2 separate regions of the Mus musculus genome follow, and region 1 is linked to region 2. The links are chromatin contacts, found by POLR2A ChIA-PET in ENCODE. All regions are on one chromosome and are shown on one strand. The core of a region is the stretch at or near the end of the contact, and the rest is flanking DNA. Distances in the headings are between cores, read along the strand shown. Region 1 holds the start of D730003I15Rik (RIKEN cDNA D730003I15 gene). Region 2 holds the start of Flvcr1 (feline leukemia virus subgroup C cellular receptor 1).

Region 1 (7,451 bases), core at 4,029-6,528, 200 kb after region 2:
TACATATATTGAGCTTGATGCCAACTTGGGTTGCATGAAACCTCTCTCTTTAAAAAGAAAAAAGGGGGGCACAGGGAAAGAGAAGCCTCTGTGCTTTGACTGCCCCTCCCCCATCCCTCTCAGCCCCTGATGCTTTTTCTGTCTTCACCTTTTTCTGGGATGTTATAGTTGGAACCAGAACTGCACAGTAGAAAGCTTCCCAAGATCCACTTCACTCACTGATAGACATGTGAGTTCCAGCCTGTCTTTCCAGGGCTCAAGAACTTGTCTCTTTTTTTTAAGTGCTGAATAATATTCTATTGTCTGGATTACCATAGATTGTTCATTTACTTACAAGGTGATGGAATTCTGAGTTGAGTGTTGTGACCCATACCTGCCACCCCAGCACTCAGGGAACTGAGACAGGAGGATTATCATGAGGCCAGCCTAGGTACAGATGGAGGCTGTTCTATCCTAAAGGGACAGTGTCACAAACAAACAAATGAAAGCAAATAAGCAACTTCTTGCCCCAAGCCCCTCATGGTTCTAGTGTGAATGTCACTGAGAGCAGAGATGGTCACAGGGCCTCACATTCCTCTTCTGGACACTGTTCCAACTCCTCATTCCTGCCTGCCCCACAGCCCTTGGCAAGGTGTGTTCTTCCTGGCATCTCTCTGCTCCATTTCAGCAGCTGGGGAAGCAGCTAGCCTACCAGGAGGGAGTACTAAGCTGATGTAAGGTTGGCTCACTCACACACACACACCACACACACCCTCACACACACACCACACTCACACACACACCACCCTCATACACACTCACACATGCTCATACCCTCTCACACACGCACTCACACATACTCATACCCTCACACACACACACTCACACAACCACACTACACTCTCACACACACTCACACATGCTCATACCCTCTCACACACTCACACACACTCACACACTCACTCTCACACATACCACAAACTCCCACTCATACACAAACTTGCATTGTTGTTCCCTTCTTCCTCTGGGTCCTTGTGTTCTCCAGCTCATCCGGCTCACCCTGGGGCAGCTCTTCTAAACAAACAAGTCTGTGATCTGGATGCAGTTACTACATGAGCTCTCTTCCCTCTGCCATCACTTGGTATTCACCGAGCACGGCCATGGATCAATGACCGTTGCACTAGGTATGCTAGAACATGCTTTCCATCCCAGCATGTGGGAGGCTGAGGCAGGAGAATAGTGAGTTACAGACTACTCAGAGCTATATAGTGAAGGCTGTCTTAGATCTTGACACCCCAATAAAGAAAATTTCAGCCTTAAGTTCTCTCCCCAGCATGGCAGTGTTGGAGGCATGGGTGTGTATATATTACACAGAGTTTCCCTGCATAGGTCCTGGTAACTTAAAACTCATTATGTACTCTAGACTGGGCCAGAACCCACTACAATAATCCTCCTGCCTCGGCCTCCTCAGAACTGGAAGCACAAATGAGAGCCACCATATCAAGTTGGAGCAAACCCTTTCTTTGGGGTGTGATAAGTAGGTTAGGGCGGCAGAGCAAGTCCCTGCTGATGGGATTAGTGTTCTCATGAAAAGAAGACACAGACAGCCTAACTTCCATGGACACACGCCAAGAAAAGGTCATATGACGAGTCAACAAGAAGGCAGCCATGAACGAGGGAGCTGGTCCCCACCAGCACTTGCAGCTCCTGCACCTTGGACATGGACTCTCCAGACTCCAGAACCGTGAGAAACAAACACATGCTGTGCGTGCCACTTGCTTCATGGTGACTTGTGAAAGAGACCTGTCCTCTATACCACGACCAAAAGCAACTTGGGAAGGAATGGGTTTAGTTATGTCTACAGGTTGTATATACTCCCTCTCTGAGGGATGCCCAGGCATGAGCTTGAAGCAGAACCCAAGAGGAAGATTGCTTACTGGTCTGCTGACTTACTTTATGCTAATTTTCTTATACAGCCCAGGCACAGCTGACTAGGCACGGTGCTGCCCACCGTGGCCCAGGCCCTCTCACACCAATGATGGAACAAGACAATTCCCCACAGATAAGGCCATAAGGCAATCCGATTGAGGCAACTCTTTACTTGAGGTTCCCTCACTCCAGGTGCTTCTAGGTTGGGTCAAGTTGACAATAAAAACAGACCTAGCTACCACAAGCCTCTACCACATGTGACCAGAGAGACCAAGGAGCTCAGAGCTTTGAGAATTCAGAAGCTGTTTACACACATTTGTGCAGAGTTCTCTCCTCACAGCTCCTGCCTCCACCAATGCCTGTTTGAAGGTGAGGATAGATGTGGGCAGAGAAGGAAGATATTAACTGTAAGAAGTCTCTGAGCTCCTCTCTGGGCCAGTGAGGTAGCTCAGCGGGTGAAGGGGCTTGCCTCTAAGCCTGCAGATCTGAGATCAGTTCCTATCATTGGTGTGGTAGAAGGACAAACCTGACCTTTACAAGTTGTCCTCTGATCCCTACAAACATGATAACCGCAAATAAATGTACTAAATCATTATCATTCAATTACAATTATTATTTTATGTGTAACAGTTATAGAGTTTCTGTTATTATTATTATTATAGCAAACCCCTCACCCTTCATTTTAAGACATAAACTCTTACATAAATGGTGAAGCTACTTAATGCCTGAATAGACTGGATAGGCTGCAATATAAATAAAGAAAGTTTCTAATAAATTACTAGGGGTGCAGATGTCCAAGTTATACAGGGAGGTAGGAATAAGCACGGTGCACTTCTGACCTGTGAGAAGGACGACCTGATCCTACCCAGCTATCTTAGGAGCGTTGTGTGAAACAGGAGTACTCTAGGACAGGGCTCATGGCTCACAAGCACACGGCTCGAGAATTACCATGGAGTCCAGCTCAGCCAGTGACTTCTGAGTTTCACCATGCTGGATCCAGGGAGTGCTGTTGACTCTTGGGTCCTGGGCCATACTCTCCACTCCTGTGGGAGAGTGTGCCTACTGCTCAGGTCTGCAGTGTGCCTGGTGCTTTGTGTCACCAAGTGAGTCACCCATGTGGTTGGGAATGGTCCAAGGACTCCTGCTCTTTGCCTGCTGGGGCTGTTTGCCGGAGAGCACAATCCTTCCACATTAGTGGTGGTGTTTGCGTTTATGACTCGTCCTGACATTTAATGGAGTGGAGCTTCTGGGGTGGGGAGTGAGAGCTGGAAGCTCAGAAAATCAAACGCTGCTATGATGACACCAGATCTCAGTTACTGCAGATTTAAAAACAGCAGTGGACCTCATAGTGCCATTCTGTGGGGAAAATCACCCTCTGGGTCACCTGTCTGGAAGTTGGGTGGAAGAGAGAAGATGGGAGAGATGGCAGTCCCCAGAACCCTTTCTCGAGTTCTTCCTATGTTCACGCCACGACGTTTTATGTCACATATCTGACCTCTGACAGTTTGCAGGCTCATTCGTACCCATTGCCCTACCTGGGTCTTTTTTTTTTTAAGTTGTTTTTCTGATCCCCCCCCTTTTTAATTATTTTCTTTTGTTAACATACAAAGAAATGGGTTCCATTGTGATGTGTTTATACACAGGCCCTAATACTTTCTTATTCTCCTCTTGACTGCCCTCTAAGCCTCATACCACTTACTGCTCCTCCTTCCCCTCAAACAGTCCTTCCTTCTGCACCCAGTTCTGCCTTCTTTCCTCTCCGGCTGCTTTGACTGCACTTCATCCCGAGCTCCTCCCCTTTTTGATTTAGAAGTTTAGGTTATATGTGTCTATGTCCGTATAGGTAGGTATGTGCAGGAGTGCAGTGTCTCCAGAGGCCAGAGGGTGTTGGATCCCTAGTATCTGTAAGGAGCTAATGTGCTGGAAATTGACTCTAGTCCTCTGCAGGAGCAGGTCTTTCTTGTAACTGCGGAGCCATGTCTCCAGCCTCCATAGTGTCCTCTCTGCTTTCATGTCACACATATACATGCATATACAGATTTAAATCTAGATTCTGCATATGACAGAAAGCATGCTATACTTTCCCCAAGTGTGGCTTAGGTCACTTAACACAATGATTTCCAGTTCCATCCATTTTTCCTACAGCAATTTTCATTCTTTGCTAGCAAAATTCAATTGCTGGGGCCAGAAGATGGCTCAGCAGATAAAGACTTCAATAATCCTCAGACCCGGAGTTCATTCCCTACAACCTACCTGGTGGAAGGAACGAACCAACCTGCTCTCTGATCTCCACAGATACACTGTAGCACTTGCTCCCATACTCACCCACATACATGTAAATAAATAATTTTTAAAATCCCATACATGTATACATATAGAACGCATGTTCTTTAACCATGTATCTGTTGATTGCCATCTGGGTTAGTTCTTTATTTAGCTATTGTGAATAGTGCAGCAATAAACTTGGGTGTATTGGTGTCTTTGTGATGTGCTGACTTAGAATTCCTCCGGATTTATCAATTTGTATGTGTGCGCGTGCATGTGCTTGTGCACGCGAACTGCTTAAGACCCTCTATTCCTCACAGGCCACAAGATCTCAGGCAGGTGATCTCCCCTGAATGAAAGTAAGAAAGCTCACTGCAGGTGCCTGCACCAAGAAGTGGCTGCCCTGCAGTCTTTTCCTGGGCACCTGGGGCTGCCTGGGCTTTCTCCATCTCCTGGTGGGCACAAAGATGTTTGACCACAGACTCCACGTATCGGAGCAAAACCGAAATCACAGAAGCATGATGGACAGGAGACAGGGCAGGTCACACAGGTATGGAGACTAAGGACAGGAATGGTTAGCTTCTAAATGTCCACGCTGAGGACTTCCCGTGTGTCTGGCGTGAGTAGCCAGAAGACGGACTGTGACCACCTGCCATTGTCCCACTGGGCTCCCTTCCCACAGTGCGACCTCTCCGAAACTGTTCTTGGCATGACCGTGACCACAGTGGATGGCTCAGGACTGAGAAGCAAGGCCTGCCTCGGGCAGCTCTGGCCCTAATGGGCCAGCCCAGGTCTCTTAAGCACAGCCTCTCCAGTTCCAGAAAACTCATGGGTAGGCTCCACAGGGCTGGGCCCTAGGTCAGCCAAACTTTAGCACGAAAAAAATGAAAATTCTGGAGCCAGCCCTATGGCAATGATTAAGAGCTTGACGATGGTCAGCTCTGTGACCTGGACAGCATACTTTTTGTTTGAGGTGACCGAACGGGTGCAGTGCGAGCTACGGCCCCTTTAAGACAGCGAAACTCGAACTTTCTATCCCGGCTTCTCGGCAGCGCGCTTACGTCACAGCGTTCTCCGTGAAGGGGCGGGGCTGATGACTCACGCAGTCGGGCCTCCGCCCTTCCGGGCCGCGCGCACGTGAGCGCGCCGCTCCGCCTGTCTAATTTTAGCTCTGAGGTGTCAGGGTCGTGCGAGGTGAGGCGGCGGGGTCGCAACGGGCTCGGGTGGGGTCCTCACGTGACTCCGTGAGGCGGCATGCTCAGGTGGGGGTTCCCCTCAGGACTGGGGGGCCGGAGTCACGTGAGGTGAGGCGGGTCGTGATGGGTTTGGGTAAGGGTCCCCTCGCGACGAGGATGGGGTTGCATGAGGTGAGGCGGCAAGCCCTGGTCCTCTTGGTGAGCGGGGTCTTCAGGTCACGTGAAGTGACTGCACAAGGTCTCCACAGCTCGGACACGGGACCCCTCAGGAGTGGGTCGCCAGGTTCATCTGAGGTGAGGCGTTGTGTGGGGTGTCCTCTCCGGGTCACGTAGGTGCACCCGTGGGGTCAGTCGGCAGAGCCCGGGGCAGCTGAGCCCGACTGTGTGGACAGCCCTTGCACTGCAGGTCCAGAGCGATGTCAGTCAGAGAGGTGTGGCATCTGGGTCTGTGGGCCACACCTCTTTCAACCGAAGCAAGTTCTAGAAAGTCCCCTGGTGGGTGAAACTTATCAGAGTTCAAGTTTAGGTAGTGTTGGGTTGTAATGAAAACTTGTGAAGAGCGAGAGTAAACGTGGTGGCTGACCCTGCGACCAGCTGAGGAGACCCTGGCCCGGGGTCTTACTAAGGGGCTTCCGATCTCTGTATCTTCCCTGCTGAACTCAAGATGGTTTCCTGCATGTCTGTGAGGAGTGGAGGAGGACATGTCTGTCATCCAGAGTAACCGGGTCAAGGATGTGTGGTTAGATTGGAAAGGAAGACATCTGCTTGCATCAGCTCAACTTTGAAGACAGGGGGTGCACTGACCCCCACCCTCTCTCCCATCTCACATGAGGATGACCAGAGAGGGTTGGTGTTCGAGATTTGCCATAATGTGTGGGATCAGGAACCAGATAAAAGTTTAGTGTTGAAGAAATGAATGCCAGGCACCTTGTAAAATTGGCACCGCAGCCCTGTCATCAGAAAGTGAGCTGTTCTTTTGACACACAGAGTTGTTTGCCATGTCACAGTGACCTGCATTCTGTTAGTGAGGGAGCCTCAGGTTTCACATGGGTTGTCTCTGTATAAGCTGTAAAATGATAGCCTCTGGCCTTTATGGTATTGGGAAACTTGAAGTGTTTAATGATAAAAGTGGTTTCTAATGGTTGAGTGCTTCAGTTTCTTCTTTCCAACCCCCTATCCCCACTTTTTAAAAGAAAGGTTAATCGTGGAGAATGTGACAAGAATGAGAGAATCTGGTGTGTTCTTTCGTTTGCATTCCAAAAATAAATACAACCCTTCTGAGTTCATATGCAAACATGGATGTGCAAACATTTTAGAACTTTAGTCCCTGTAATTATCCACCTCTAACCAGTTTAAAGGACCTGAAGGTTGGGCTGGAAAGATGACTTAGCAGTTAAGAGCACTGGCTGCTCTTCCAGAGGACCACATGGCAACTCACAGCTGTCTGTAACCCCTGTTCCAGGGGACCAACTCCCTCATACATGCAGGCAAAACACAATGTACATAAAATAAAAATATTAGAAAAGACTTGAAGATTAAAATCCAGTATTGGCATTTTATATAGCAATAGCTGGCTCTTGACCAGTGTTTCAACCTTTCTAATGTCGTGACCCTTTAATACAGATTGTGGTGTTGTAACCCCCACCATAAAATTATTTTTGTTGGTCGTTCATAACTAATTTTGCTACTGGTATGATTCATGATGTAAATATATGATTTGCAAGATATCTAATATGCAACCCCTGGAAGGGTAGTTCAACCCCCAAAGGGGTCTTAACTCCCAGGTTGAGAACCACTGCTCTTGATCCTATTTTTTTTCTTTTTTTTAATTAGGTATTTTCTTCATTTACATTTCCAATGCTATCCCAAAAGTCCCCCATACCCTCCTCCCCACTCCCCTCCCCCCAACTTGATCCTATTTTTTATGCATGCTATTGAGAATTAAACCAAGGGCTTCATTGTATTCTACACTAAATTGTACCTTGAGCTGCCTTTTTATTATTTTATTATTTATCTCAGTTTTATTGTTGAGAAACTCTTTTACATTTAGGAGCTAAATGTGGTTTCCATCAAAACTGTAAG
Region 2 (6,841 bases), core at 893-3,392:
AGTGGGTAAGAGCACCCGACTGCTCTTCCGAAGGTCCAGAGTTCAAATCCCAGCAACCACATGGTGGCTCATAACCATCCGTAACAAGATCTGACTCCCTCTTCTGGTGTGTCTGAAGACAGCTACAGTGTACTTACATATAATAATAAATAAATCTTAAAAAAAAAAAAAGAAACAACCAATCAATGTATCAGTAATAAATTGTTTTTGATACATAGCAATTAAGTGACTTAGAAAAAGAAAGTAACTAATAAAATAGGCACACATATTTAGTCTCTTGGGGTATTTTAAACCATGATCTTGACCCAAGTGAGACTTGAAGTAAGAAAGTAACATTTTCTAGTTACATGGCGGCAGGTAACAATATATGTATAGAAAGGATTATAGATTTTTTTTTTAAACTAGATTTCCTTCAACTGAATGAATACTAAGCATCTTTTAAAATGTGACATTTACAGTGGTGACAAAAACATCAGGTGTCACAAGTGCCCTCTAGCAAAATTTTAAGTTACAATAACAAGCCTAAAATTAACAAATGCAAACATAATATTGTGGTGACTCATGGTGGTGTTTGGGAGCCTGAAGCAAGATTGTCAAGTTTGAGGCCAGCCAGGGGGACACTGTGATTTCCAGACCAGCCTGCCCTACACAGTGGAAGAGACCGTTTTAAATAAATAAATCACATACAAAAACCTTTTACCTACTATTATTTCTGTTATTCTAGTGGCATTTGAATTTATGATGGTAGAAAAAAACAAGATCATTTCTTAAGGAAGCCTTGACTTATCCCACTAACCATTCTTGATCAGTGATTTGCCTTCCACTGTCTCACGGTTAAGAACTAATAGCTGGACTCAGTAATACTGCCAAGTCTTTATCACCGGAGCATTTATTGAACATTCACTTATACGTGACCAGTAGGTGCCAAGCTGGGCTGACTACTAATACTAATACAATTAAATCAGGGCTGTTCCAAGGACATTTAACATGGAAACAAACTTTCCAGATCTCAAGACCTTTCTTCTGCAGTGGCGACAAAAACACCTGAGATCTCTTTTACCGCCAGTTTCCAAGCGTGCCCGTGTGTGCGCCTGTGTGTAGGCCAGAGGGCAACCTCGGTGTCCTTTCTCAGGAGCTGTCCTCCTCACCTGTCAGTGCTGGCTGGGAATACACCCTGGAGCCACCGTGCCAGGCTTTTCTCGTGGTGCTGGAGCCCAGTCTTCACGCTTCTATAGTATGCACTTTACCCACAGACCGTTGCCCCAGCCCGGCCTATGACTTCCTACCAGCCTGAAAGGATCCCAGTTATCTAGACGTTCCAGTCTTTACCTGATTGCCCAGCACTGCTGTGGCACAAGCCGTCGACACCTCCTTGGGTCCAAACCATACCGAGGCGACGGGGGAGGGCAAGCCCAGGATGAAGACCTGGGCCACGGAGCACAGGATCTGCCCCAGCATGGTGACCCAGAAGAGGTGCCGCTGCACGCTGCCGCACTTGACCCAGGCTCCCAGGCAGTTGAGGCCGGAGCCCAGCAGCGCCGTGAGCCGCAGGCCTCGCGTGTCCAGCAGCCAGGTGGCCGGGAAGATGAGGGGCACGTAGGCCACCATGTACACCATGGACAGCCAGTTGATGTGCAGCGGCGACACCTCGTAGAAGTCCTCGAACACGTTGCTGATGCTGCTGTACTGGATCCACTGGAAGGCGTTCACCAGCGAGTAAAGGCTGAAGATGAGCAGCACCACGAAGCGCCTCGGCGACAGCGCTGTGCGCGGGGGACACGCGGGGCATGGGACGTCCTCCCCGTCGCCCGCGGGCAACAGCCGGGCCTGGGTCTCCTCCTCCGCCGCTATCAGGGCTTGCGGCCCGCCCTGGGCTCCCGCGATCAGCGGGCCGAGCCCGGGGCCTCCGTTCAGCGCCTCAGGCCCGTTTTGCGGTACCAAGCGCGCCTCCCCGTCCGGGGCGCCCTTGGGCACTGGAAGGTATCCCTTCCCCAGCGGGTGCCCGGGCGCCACGGCCGGCCCCACCTCGTCATCGGGCCGCGCCATGCCTCCCGGCTCCCCGCCCCGCCGCCCCTTAGTGCTCCTCGCCGGCTCCTAGGTCCCACCCGGTTCAGCGCGCTCGCCTGCGCCGCTTGCTGACTAAGTGAAGCAGAGCTCACCGCGCCTGGCTCTTGCCGGCAGTCCCCGCCCCCAGGGCATCTCGTATCGCGTAGTGCGACCCTCCATCCAATCATTGAGCGTTTCGGAAGTCCAGAAAACCAATCGGGGAGTTGCCGAGAAGAGGGGCGGGGTCAAGCTTGTGAAGATGTAAGAGGAGCCCAAGGCAGGCGTTCTCTACGCTGTGGTTTGCTGGAGCTGCCAGGCCTTTCTCTGCGCTCGCTCCGCAGCGTTTAGCCTCAGGTTATCTTGGAAGGAGAGCGCCAGAAAGCATTTCCGTCCGCCCAAAGAAAGAGGCTTCCTCAGAAGCAGGCCTTTGCGTTGATTGAGCTGAGCGGCTCCATCCACGCAGAGGACTGAAGGAGGTAATGGACAGGTGCAGCCCCTGCCTGCCTCCTGTACCCCACCAGTAACCAAAGTCTGTGCATAAGCTAACCGTGTACTTGCACATCCCGGGACCGGATGAGGGCAGAGCTCCGGAAGCATCAGGGTCCTACTGGGCCTTAGACAAAGTCAGCCTGCTACCCTTTGGGAAGCTGTGCGTGCAAACACGGGGTGCCAGGACTTAAGATTTACTCACTCTCTCTCCCTCTGATCCTCCTTTTTAGACAGGGTGTCACCCGGGACTCTGTAGGCAGGTTGACCCGAATTCATGGAAATCCACCTATCTCTGCTTCCTGAGTGTTGGAATGACTCTGGCGCTAATGAGCTCACAGTGGCTGCAGGGGACCTGCAGAAGACCAAGCCCATAAACCTTTAGTCATGGGGAGATAGGAGAACTATTAACAGTTTGAGGGTGCAGAGGGACAAGGCATTGTCTATGGTGATACAGCCGCTGGGGAGTTCCCCATGCTGTGAATAGCTCCACAAAGTATTTTGTAAATTAATTCATTTCTTTAGGAAAAGTGAGGCTCGTATAGAGCGAGACTGTTCAGGGGGTAACGTCTCTTTCTGACAACCCGGCAAACCTGAGTTCAGTTCTTCAGCACCCGCAGAGTTGTTCTCTGACCATCACACAGGTGCCCTCCCCAACAAACACACTATGTTAAGAAAAGAAGGGAAACCCTGTAAGTTCTTCCCAGCACGGCTTTGTAGATGTTCCTTTGGAGGTTGTTTTAGATTATTGAGTAACTGAATTAGATTATTGAGTCTCTGAAAAAAAAAAAAAAACTAAATGAGGAACCCAATGGACTTAATCTGCGCTCAAAACGTTTATTTTGTGAATTTATAAAAATATGAATTGTGTTTTTAATGCTCAACAAAATTTATCTTAAGTATTCAGAGATGTTAATGGTCTCATGGACTGTGGAGCCTGTGAAGGCTCCTAAACAAACAAATAAACAAACAAACATGCTCAAGCTGAGCACACGCCTGTAGTCCCAGTTATTTGGAGGCGAAGGCAGAAGAATCATCCAGGCCCACAGATTTAAAGGGAACCTGGCAGCCTGGCCAACAAAACAGGATTGCATTGGAGACTTTTGTTTACTTGTTTTTCTTTTACTTATTTTTGTTTTGTTTTCCATATGGAATCTCAAATAACCTAGACTGGCCTTAAACTAAGGAGCTCACTATGGAGCAGAGAATAACCTTGAACTCCTGCTCCTCCTGCCTCAGCCTCCCAAGTACTGAGATTGCAGGCATGTGCCATCAGGTTCAGTGTTAGGCAGTGTTGAAGGCAAACCCAAGACTTCTTGCATACCAGAGAGCCACTCTGCCGCCTGAGCTACATCTCCAGCCCAAACTGTTTTAAAAACACAAATGTTCAGAAAGGGGAGCCAGGGGTCGAATGTTGGGTACCTTTCTGTCCTTGCCCAGTCATTTAGATTACTTGCAAATTGACTCCCTTTCAAAAGTCCCAAACTGGAAAAATATAGTAGATATTATTTCCCTATAATCTGGTGAGAATTGGAGATCATCTCTTACCAGATCTGACAGATAACCTCTTCCCTGCATGGAATCAGGGGTTCTTGTTTGTTTAGGCTCCTTGTGCTTAAAGGGCATTTGTCCTCTCTTTTGTTAACAAGAAGAGTTGGTTGACAACAACTCCCGAGGTTTCTGGAATGGTCGATCAGCTCTGATTTTCCCTGCAGATGTTTATGTTACTCTTGCTCTCCTTCTCATGTGCCCTTCTTGCACATGACAGAGTTCTGTTTATAACACTGTAACCATACACAAAGTCTATTTATTACCTAGGGAGTCTGTGGGAGAGGAAAAGGACATCATAACTAAGGAGGGGCTATGTGGGTGATATATATATATATACATGACATATTAAATATATATGTGTGTGATATGTTGTATATATTATATTATGTATTTTTTAAAGATTTATTTATTTTATATGAGTACACTGTTACTCTCTTCAGAGACACCAGAAGAGGGCATTGGATGTCATTACAGATGGTGTGAGCCACCATGTGGTTGCTGGGAATTGAACTCAGGACCTCTGGAAGAGCAATCAGTGCTCCTAACCTCTGAGCCATCTCTCCAGCCCCATATTATGTATTTTTATTTTGTTTTATTTTCCCCCAGACAGGGTCCCTCTACGTAGCCCTGACTATCCTGAAATTCCCCATAAGGATCAGGCTAGCCCCAAACTCACAGAGATCCTTCTACTTCTGCCTTCTGAGTGCAGGGATTAAAGGCATGTACCACCATGAGTGGCCATGTGGACCTAAAATCTACCTTTAGTTTTTACTAGCTGTGTGACCTTGAGCACTTAACATAGCTGTGTTGTAATAGGATGTCAGGATCCTTTCTGGGACTACTGTAATGATTAAAGGATTGAACAATGCTTGGTACGTGGTATGCTTTCTCGGTTTGTTTAGTAATCTAGTGTGGGGTGGTAAATACAAAGCTTCAAAGGCTAGGGTTCAGATCCAAGCTCTTGCATCCCCCCCCCCCTCGTGTGTGTGTGTGTGTGTGTGTGTGTGTGTGTGTGTGTGTGTGCACGTATGTGTCTGTAGCTATAAGATGAGGATAGTGCAGACATTGTTGTGAGAAATAAAAAGTAAGTAGCTAGCACACATTCTAGGAGGGTCTGACCTCTTCCTGTATTAATAATATTAAGTACATGTTATCACCTTGTTATCTGCTCACATCTTACTTAGTGTTTCTCCTGTCTCATTCTTTTTTTTATTAATTTAGGCCTAAGCCTGCTTGGATTGTCACACAATTGTTCACACCAAGTACTTTCAATCTGAACTTACAATGGCAGAGCCCATACCTAAAGGGTGTCTTCAGTATACTCCTGAAGAGAAGCACCTACGGACTTCTGTAACAAGCTCCTTGCATAGCAAGGATACCTTTCTTTCACCAGAGGCAGTCAACAGTTGGATAGGACACCGATTTCCTTACTTGGACAGCTACATGGTTGCTGCCGTCATCCCCGACAAGATTAACAAACTGGTCTGACAGGGATCTTGTGGATATGATTCCTGAATTCCACGGAATTCTTAGAAAGCTGAGCCATGCGGTGTTTGAGATTTCTCCTGATGTTGTTGCCCTATGAAAAGTAAAATAGATCCATTTAAGGGAAGAACTAGATACAATTCATACACCTGTTTCACAAAGCTCCATAAAAAATGAGTACAGAAAAAGAAAAAAAAAAAACTCAGCAATGTCTCTTTGTAGTTTTGATTAACTTCCTCAACCTTGAATTTTCTCTCTTGGGGTAGATACTTATTAACCAGTGTGTGTTTGGGTGTAGAGTATAACATGAACCTTAATCTCTGTTAGAAAGGATACTGGGAGCATCACTTGGCCAGGAGTCAAGACCAGATTGAACTATATCATGAGGGTTAAGTGCCGAGTAGTGGTGATTCGAATTTGTAACAGTAACAGTTTAGAGATATGAAATCTGGCCAGCACGTGGGAGTCAAGGTCTAAGACACCAGACACCATCAGAGGTGATGTGGCTGTTCATGAGCAAAGGTTTCCTGTGGTCTAAGAAACTCAGAGGATAAGGTAGAGAACAGAACCTGCTGACAGACGTACAATCCATTGTGCTCTGTGGGGAAGTGGACAGAGTCACTTTCTGCTGCTGCCGCTGGATCTCTCTGCCCTCACAGAAGTGGCTATGCCACTCTAGTCTGGAAAAAAACAGTTGGAACTGGAAATCGGTGGAGTCCAGAAATGAAAACCCTCCTGAGTGCACTTTCCCGTCTCGCTGAGACATTTTAGCTATGCGCATATATATTGCATTCCTAGGATAGCGATCTTGGGATTTTCCCTCCTGCATGGTTTTTCTTGCTTTTGGTCCTTTACAGCAACTGAAGTTGTCAGTGATGAGGGCACGTTGATCGGGCTGGAGAGATGGCTCAGCGGTTAAGAGCACTGACTGCTCTTCCAGAGGTCCTAAGTTCAATTCCCAGCAACCACATAGTGGCTCACAATCATCTGTAATAGGATCTGATGCCCTTTTCTGGTGTGTGTCTGAAGACAGCTACAATGTACTCCTATAAATACTAACTAACTAACTAAATAAATAAATAATAGAGCACGTTTTAAAAAGAGCACATTGATCCTCTACATCTTTGAATTGAACATCAAACCTGGGCCAGCCATTGCACACTTGTTTAACCTCGCTGTGACGGTGACAAGTATTGTTCCAGCTCTGAGGTTCTCACCAACCTCAAGTTCCTTTAAGCATTTTAATTCCAAGAGATTCTTAAATTCTTAAATT

The links. ChIA-PET counts read pairs that join two places held with the same protein, here RNA polymerase II (POLR2A).
Region 1: POLR2A ChIA-PET joins it to region 2 with 10 read pairs in embryonic stem cell. The contact joins the promoter of D730003I15Rik here to the promoter of Flvcr1 in region 2. POLR2A ChIA-PET finds 5 or more read pairs at or near these places in 3 of 5 experiments (Patski and embryonic stem cell).

Annotation. Positions count from the first base shown.
Region 1 is chr1:191,219,176-191,226,626 of GRCm38, forward strand. D730003I15Rik (RIKEN cDNA D730003I15 gene) reads left to right here and starts at 5,279. Exons shown (of 2, transcript NR_151547.1): 1 at 5,279-5,367; 2 at 6,034-6,512.
Region 2 is chr1:191,024,048-191,030,888 of GRCm38, forward strand. It overlaps Flvcr1 (feline leukemia virus subgroup C cellular receptor 1), which reads right to left and starts at 2,143. Exons shown (of 10, transcript NM_001081259.1): 1 at 1,330-2,143. The coding sequence starts at 2,046. It overlaps A230020J21Rik (RIKEN cDNA A230020J21 gene), which reads left to right and starts at 1,304. Exons shown (of 2, transcript NR_027298.1): 1 at 1,304-2,522; 2 at 5,305-5,734.